Regions from separate parts of the Homo sapiens genome. Here region 2 is linked to region 1. Evidence: read pairs that join two places in POLR2A ChIA-PET (ENCODE). Cell type or tissue: Panc1. All regions are shown on one strand.

Evidence for each region. Peaks named below come from ENCODE experiments on the same cell type or tissue, not always from the same donor. Only the 100,000 strongest peaks of a DNase experiment are listed, where the experiment ranks them.
Region 2: POLR2A ChIA-PET joins it to region 1 with 7 read pairs; 2 of 35 experiments call an interaction of 5 or more read pairs at or near these places.

What each region holds. Positions count from the first base shown.
Region 1 is chr5:58,822,622-58,826,621 of GRCh38, reverse strand. RAB3C (RAB3C, member RAS oncogene family) reads right to left here. Exons shown (of 5, transcript NM_138453.4): 4 at 1,460-1,584. It also overlaps the pseudogene RPL5P15. Among named protein-coding and RNA genes, the nearest start is that of PDE4D-AS1, 220 kb to the left of the region's middle. In Panc1, no CTCF peak of the experiment used is centred here; no DNase peak of the experiment used is centred here.
Region 2 is chr5:59,077,679-59,081,678 of GRCh38, reverse strand. The region is part of intron 5 of PDE4D (phosphodiesterase 4D); the gene reads left to right. Among named protein-coding and RNA genes, the nearest start is that of PDE4D-AS1, 40 kb to the right of the region's middle. In Panc1, no CTCF peak of the experiment used is centred here; a DNase peak (open chromatin) is centred at 1,508.

The DNA.
Region 1 (4,000 bases):
GTTTTATATATGTATGTATTGGGTTGCTAAATTGAAAGTATTTCTTACTGCAGGTCCTGGCCAAAAAGGTTAAAAGTCAAACTCTTCTTTGCTAAGAATGCCTCAATATTCTCAGTGGTCTACCAAAAACAAACAAAAAACAAAAAGAATTCCAACTCCTTCACCTCTAGGACTGGAGTTGTTCCCCAAATCCACAACTCAGTTCTGCAACTTTCTGCTAGGTTCTCACTTTTCTATTCACTGTCCTCTCACCTTATGCTCATCTCAATGTCCATGCATGACTGTGCCCTTTACTCATAATGCCTCATCTCCTTTGTAGTTGCAAATTCTACTCTCCTTCAGAGACCATTCAAGCTGTATCTTGCCATTTCACCCATATGATCTCCATCTCCCCTCATCACTCATCTCTTCCTCTTGGTGTATTCATTTCCACACCTGATCTCCCCGGGGGCCCTCTCTGCATTGCTCTTTATCTTCCTCCCATCACACTCCACTCCTACATCTCCTTCCGGCAATGTTTTTCCCCTTCCTGTGTCTGCCTCCCTCTCCCTGTTGCTTTCCTGTTGGCATCTGCCTTGCAGCTTATCTCCTCATTGACCTGTTTTTGTTGACTTGTATTTCTGCTTCCTTATGTATATCTCCAGTCTTCAGTGTCCACTCGATTGGGAGCAACTTGAGCCTAGGGACTGTGAATTACTTTTTTGTATACCCCATGATGTTTGGCATAATATAAAGCATACAACGAGTACCCAGTAAAAATTTCTTGGCTCAATCAATCAATCATCAATCATCAATCCCTCCTTTGTATTAAATCTCTACCCTTCTCACTCCAGCATTTTTCTCTTTAGATACAATGTTTTGTGTTTGAAATGGCTTTGCCATTTCTGAAACTTTCTCATATCTATTATCTCATTTGATCTTATCTACAAGGACTTGGTTAAATAGGCACGGGCTATGATACTCATTCTGGAGAGATGGGGTGACTAAGTCTCAAAAGGATTTGTAACAGTAACATGGCTTATCAGTGATGTCACTAGAATCAGAATCTAGGATGTGACCTATTCTGTGCCATTATCCTCCTCCAATGGAAACTTGAGAACAATAATCACACAATAAAATAAAGAGCTCACTGAATGCAAAATAGAGTATGGGGGAAAAAAACCAAAAATAACGGACAAGGCATAACCTGTGTTTCTCATGGAATAAGAATTTAAATACCTTGTACTAAGACCAAAATTCTGAGTATCATTTTTGCTTCTGTAATTGCGCTTGAGCTCTCATGATGCCATAGTAAGTGGGAGAAAATATATTGTCCACTTAGGGAGGATTATGTTGCTTTCCACTCTTAGATTGACAAACATTTCATTAACTCCACCCTGACAATTAGCTCGGACTCTGTACAGAGTTACATATAATAAGCAAATTATCTTTCTTTTTAACTTATTAATTTGTTTCTTACCAAGCTGTTCTCCTAAATGTTGACCTCGCTCAGTTGAGATGACCCGCTCGTCTTCCATGTCACACTTGTTCCCAACCAGAATAACTTGGGCATTGTCCCAAGAGTATGTTTTGATTTGAGTTGACCTAAAAGAAAAAGAAGAAGCATGACACAATCAGAGGAAAGCAGAACAGCATAAAATGAAGGAGAAGAAATACATTCCACAGATGATGATGGTAGCAAAAGGAAAAAAAAAACACGATGTCCAAATGCCTGACATTTAGAGTTAATTAGTTGAGTGCAATTTTACCCTTCAGATACTCATCAGAGATTGCATGAGTCAAAAATCAAGGGAACAGTGGTGTACTAATAATTCTTTTGTATTTAATGAGATTAATACCACTACTGATTCTTCCTTTCCTCTTTTACCCCACCTTATGTAATAGCTTTACAGTAGGATAGCCAACCATCCTGGTTTCCCCAAGACTTTCCCAGTTTAAGCAGTAACAGTCCCATGTCCTGAGAAACCCCTCCGTTTCAGGCAAACTGAGATGGCTGCCCAACCTATTTACAGCACATCACACGAAAACAATATTTTCCCTTATCACAGTAACAACTTAAAGAGCTAAAGAAATGGGGCTTAGGAAATCTGGGAGAAGTAATAATTTTTTAAAAAAAGAATCATGAGAGCTAATATGTTCATGCCTTACCTTTATAAAAGAAAAATGTCAGGTTGATTAATGTCAAAATTATAATACAATGAGCTGGCATTTTAAGTTGCTATAAACAGGATATTTAGAATTTAGAATAAGCCTCCAGTATGATTCATGACACAAATTAACCAACTTTTGATTTTGGAACTTAGATAATAAATGTAATAATTTGCTTCTGCAGGGTATTTTTTTTTTAAACCTGCTTAGCCAATAAGTTTATTGTTTTTGCAGGGTATATACCCAAAGGACTATAAATCATGCTGCTATAAAGACACACGCACACGTATGTTTATTGCGACACTATTCACAATAGCAAAGACTTGGAACCAACCCAAATGTCCAACAATGATAGACTGGATTAAGAAAATGTGGCACATATACACCATGGAATACTATGCAGCCATAAAAAATGATGAGTTCATGTCCTCTGTAGGGACATGGATGAAATTGGAAATCATCATTCTCAGTAAACTATTGCAAGGACAAAAAACCAAACACCGCATGTTCTCACTCACAGGTGGGAATTGAACAATGAGAACACATGGACACAGGAAGGGGAACATCACACTCTAGGGACTGTTGTGGGGTGGGGGGTGGGGGAGGGATAGCATTAGGAGATATACCTAATGCTAAATGACGAGTTAATGGGTGCAGCACACCAGCATGGCACATGTATACATATGTAACTAAGTGTAATAATAATAAAATAAAAAAAGTTTATTGTTTTTGTCTGAAAAATCATCCTAGAACATTGTTTTAGCTCTCAGAGCCTGCTCCTGAGGTCTGAGGAAGCTTCCCTTCTTTTGAGCTACCTGATCTTTCTTCTGGGCATGGGACATTTTGGGATGTTTCCACCTGCTGTTTTTAACTTCTTTCTTGGGCTTCTCATAGTTTGGATTCTCTTGTATAGCAACATGAGCTTTTTTGTTTTATTTATTTATTTATTTGAGATAAGGTCTCGCTCTGTCACCCAGGCTGGAGTGCAGTGGCATGATCTTGGCTCACTGCAGCCTCGACCTCCTGGGCTCAAGCAATCGTCCCGCCTCAGCCCCCTGAGTAGCTGGAACAACAGGTGCACACCACCATGCCTGGGTAATTTTTATAAATTGTTTTTGCAGAAACAGGGTTTTGCCATGTTGTCCAGGCTGGTCTCGAACTCCTGGGCTCAAGCAATCCACCCACCTCAGCCTCCCAAAGTGCTGGGACTGTGAGCCACCGTGCCCAGCCAATATGAGCTTTATTGTATATCTCCTCCATCAGGTCTGAAGTTTCGCTGTTCTTTATGAACGGAAAGAACCGTTTCTTGTAAGCATCTTCATCTGCTTCCATTAGGTAATGCATGTAATCTGCATCATTCTGACCCATGATGTGTTTCCCATGCGCTTCTGCATTAAATTCCTTGCTTTCAGAATCACAAGCAGGGAATCATCTGGTACTGTGAGGGACAGAACAGCCTTTATCAACAGCTCCCTTCAAGGCCCCAAAAACTTTATTGCCAGTGATGGTTCTGGCAAGGCCTACATCCAAATAGCAGGTGAAGGCACCAGGCTGACCATCAATGCTTTCCACATCACATTAATCTCCAGTCATCTCCACTTGGCCTTCATAGATCCTGTCCATGCCAAACCTACCGAGAAGCCCGTGGGCCAGTGGCAGGCCAGTATAATGTGCTGCAGCATAATTTGTCAGGCCAACCTTCACACCTTATTTTGGTAGTTCATGTACCATGTACATATGCTGCGCAGACTACCGTATCCCCTTCTATATGGGCATAAGTAATCTGACAAATCATATCTCTGTTTGTTACACAGACTATCACCCTGTATTTGAGTGTGTTGTATTTATTTTT
Region 2 (4,000 bases), 260 kb before region 1:
TATAAATTTGAGGAAAAGATATACAAAACCATTTAGTAATTCAAGCATCTAGTGATAATTGTATAACCATATGGACAAAGGTAGAGAAAAATACCTATAGAAAGTTTGAACTTAAGAGATAGGTCAGGTAACAAACCCACTTTTTTTCTTTTTTTTTTTTACCTGATTACTTCCTGGTCATGAGGTTCAAAATATTTGATAGCAAAATGATTTAAAGTCCAAATTAATATTGAATTGAATATACACATTACAGCCAAAACCAGACCTATTTTTCTGTTGCTTATCATATATAATTATAGAAAGCATAACTGAACAACAGGAAGTTATTACTTCTTAAATATCAGAAAACATTTGACTTTCTCTTCTGAAATAAGGAACGGCAGTAACCGAATTCTAGTTACTGCTCTTAATAGTTTTGTAGTTCTCATAAAATATTGCTTATATATTATTTGGCTCCCACACTATCCATTTTGATGGTTTTAAATTTTTCAAATAAAAATAAATGAGTTTTCATACTATGGATGACTTGACATCAGTTAAAAGTGTAAATTCATACTTGAAGATAGCAGGACTCTATGCTCTTTCCTCATTGTTCTGGTCAAATACATTTCCAATCATGATAATCAATAATGTGACTATTAATTTTTACTTGAAGTTAATCTATTCATGTTTGATTAGAAGTGTCTAAAACATAAACTTGGGATGTCAATGAAGAACTTTTTAAAATTCTCCTCCACAATGGCTGATAATCAGGCCATGATTATATTTTGAAGATTTTACCTAGTTAGTCATATTTGGGGTAAGAATATATGCTATCTCCTTCATATTAATAGTTCAGATCTTTAATTATAACATGTTTCATGGTCTATAAGATTAAATTGAACATTAGGAAAGCTTAGCATTTCTCATTTGTGAGTCTTACATTCACACCTGTCAGGATTGGTACAGATTCAAGCTTGTTTTTAATAAACTTCAAAGAAGATCAAAACTAGGGATCATCTGTTTCATGTCTTTGACGTGATAGAAGTTTGGGGCCCCCGTTTTGCCCTGTAGCTTTTGCCTAAGGAGAAAGCCACCCTTTTCAGCTGATACTTGCTCCCACAGGTTTTTCACAGTTTTTGAGTAGCGAGTGGCAAGAAGCAATATGACGATGTTGGTAGGTAGAGAGATACTTCTTCACCATCTGGTGAGCATTCTGGAGAACAGAGACAAGTCCCACACTGTTAAAGGAGTGAAGTCATTTTGCAGCCAGTTTTAAGGATTGATTTAAGAACTCTAGGAGCAGGCCATTATGTAGTCATCCATTCAGCACGATTCTTCGTGGGACTGTTTACACTAGAAGGAACTGTAGTGATCAATTTAGCGTTGAGGAAACTGAGGGCTACAGAGTGCCAGGGTCACGTTCATCACACTTATTTGTGTTTCAAAGCAGAATCCACACTCCAAAATGTGCAACTACTGTCTTACTATGGAATTTACACTGACACATTCTGAGGTCATGCAGGAAATAGACCAGAGTAAAGCATTAGCAATTAGGTCAGTAGCTTGAGATAATGCAGGCTCTGAGGCAATCTTCACTTTCACTGACCACAGACTGGGATTGGGAACATGGGAAACGTGTGTGTGTACAGACACAGCAACCCTTTTCTATGTGTCATGTCTTCAGCTGAGTTTTAAGTTGTACTAGTGGAAGCCATAGCCTATGTTGGCTCATAGGTCCTAGTGCCCTTTCCCCTTCCCTTGCCTCTGCCCCTGCCCCTTTCCTTGCCTTGCCCCTGCCCCTGCCCATTCCCCTTCTCCTCTCCTCTCCTCTCCTCTCCTCTCCTCTCCCCTCCTCTCCCCTCCTTTCCTTTCCTTTCCTTGACACTGGGTAGAGTGTAATGCAATCATAGCTTACTGCAGCCTTGAACTTCCAGGGCTCAACCAGTCCTCCTGCCTCAGCCTCTGGGTAGCAAGGACAATAGGCACACACCATTATGCCCAGCTTATTATTATTATTATTATTATTATTAATTTTGTAGAGATGGGTCCTGCTATGTTGCCCAGGCTGGTCTCAAACTCCTGGCCTCAAGCAATTCTCTGGCCTCAGTCATGCAAAGTGTAGGGATTACAGGCATGAGCCATCTCTTCCAGCTCTAGTGCTATCTCTTTATAGGAATCAAAAATTTGTTTTGGCTATTTCAAATTTTGTAGAGTAAGAGGTCAATTAGAAAAGACTCAGTTATGTTTTCAAAAATGCACTGTGTGCATATGTGTGTAGAAATGTATTAGAATGAAATAACATTTTTTTACAGTGGCTACCATTGGTTTGTGAAATTATGCATGCTTTTTCTTAATTTTCTCTAATTTTTCTCTATTTCCTAAGATTTCTACCATGAGATTTTTCTCTTAATGTCTAGTTTTATTACATAGGTAATAGATAAATATATTCATGTCATAAAATATTTTTAAAATTCAGAATATGAGAAAGTCCTTTTTCATGCTCCTTAGTCTTGCTGTCTTTCTTGAAAGTATCCACTTAGTGATGGATACAATATGGTGTATATCTGCCTTAATCCATTTTGTGCTGCTCTAACAGAATACTTGAGACTAGGTAATTTATCATGAGCTGAAATTTATTGGCTCACAGTTCTGGAGGCTGGGAAATCTAAAATCAAGGTGCTGGCATCTGTTAAGGGTCCTTTTGTTGCATCACCACATGGCAGAAAGCAAAAGGGAGAGAGATAGACAGATTGGGAGAGAGAGAGGAAAGGGGACCAAACGTCTCACTCTTTTATAACAAACCTGCTCCAGTGATAACAGGATTAACCCTTACATCAGGGCAAAGCTCACATGACCTAACACCTCTTAGAAGTCCCAACTCTTGCTGGATGTGGTGGCTCACACCTGTAATCTCAGCACTTTGGGAGGCTGAGGTGGGTGGATCACTTGAGGTAAGGAGTTCGAGACCAACCTGCCTGAGCAACATGAAGAAACCCTATCAATACAAAAAAATACAACAAAATAGCTGGGCATGGTGGCATGTGCCTGTAGTTCCAGCTACTCTGGAAGCTGAGGTGGGAGAATCACCTGAGCTTGGGAAGCTGAGGCCACAGTGAGCTATGATCATGCCACTGCACTCTAACCTGGGTGTTGAAGTGAGACCCTGTCACCAAAAAAAAAAAAAAAAGAGTCCTACCTCTTAATACTGTTACAATGGCAATTAAACTTCAGCCTGAGTTTTGGATGGAACAAACATTCAAACCATAGCAGTATCTTTTCAGAATTTTTAACTGAATATTTATATATATGAACATTTAGAATTAGGGGTAATTTTTAAAAATCAAAAGTGATATACTACAGATGTTATTCTGTGATTGATCTTTGCACTTACTATGTTTTGGAGATTATTTTATTTTAGTACGTATAAATCTATACCAGTTTTCTTAAATTGCAGCATAGTATGTATATCAAGTTTATCCTTTAACTATTTTCTTACTGATGGCCTTTTTTAATATTGCAAACCATACTACACTAAACATTGTCGTGCATACTTCCTTGTGTATTACATTGGTTTTTAAATCAATGAACTAGTTGTAAACATGGAGAGAAACAACAAGGAGGGAGATGGATATAAGAGAAGAAGAGATTAAAGGGGATGGAATCAGTTGTTTCTGGAGCACAGAATATTCACCAAATTTGACCAGATGCGCGGTTGCTCATTTAGGAAAGAGCAACTGCACTGGGATGAAGAGGTTTTTTAGGAAATCAGAGGTCTTCAGAGAAGTTTTGGTTAAAATCTGCAGTATACACTACCAAAATGGTTTTTGTCTTTGTTGTTCTTATGCAAGAAAGACTAGCTCTTTTTATCTAGAGCTGGAAGGTTGCTGTCTTGGAGTGGGGGAGAAAGGAGACAAGTATCTGATGGGTGGGAATGGAAGGTGTGTATCCTTGCAGCAGACCTCCAGAGTAGCTGACTGACTGATATGCATGGTAGTCCTAAGATGTGTTTGAGAAAAGA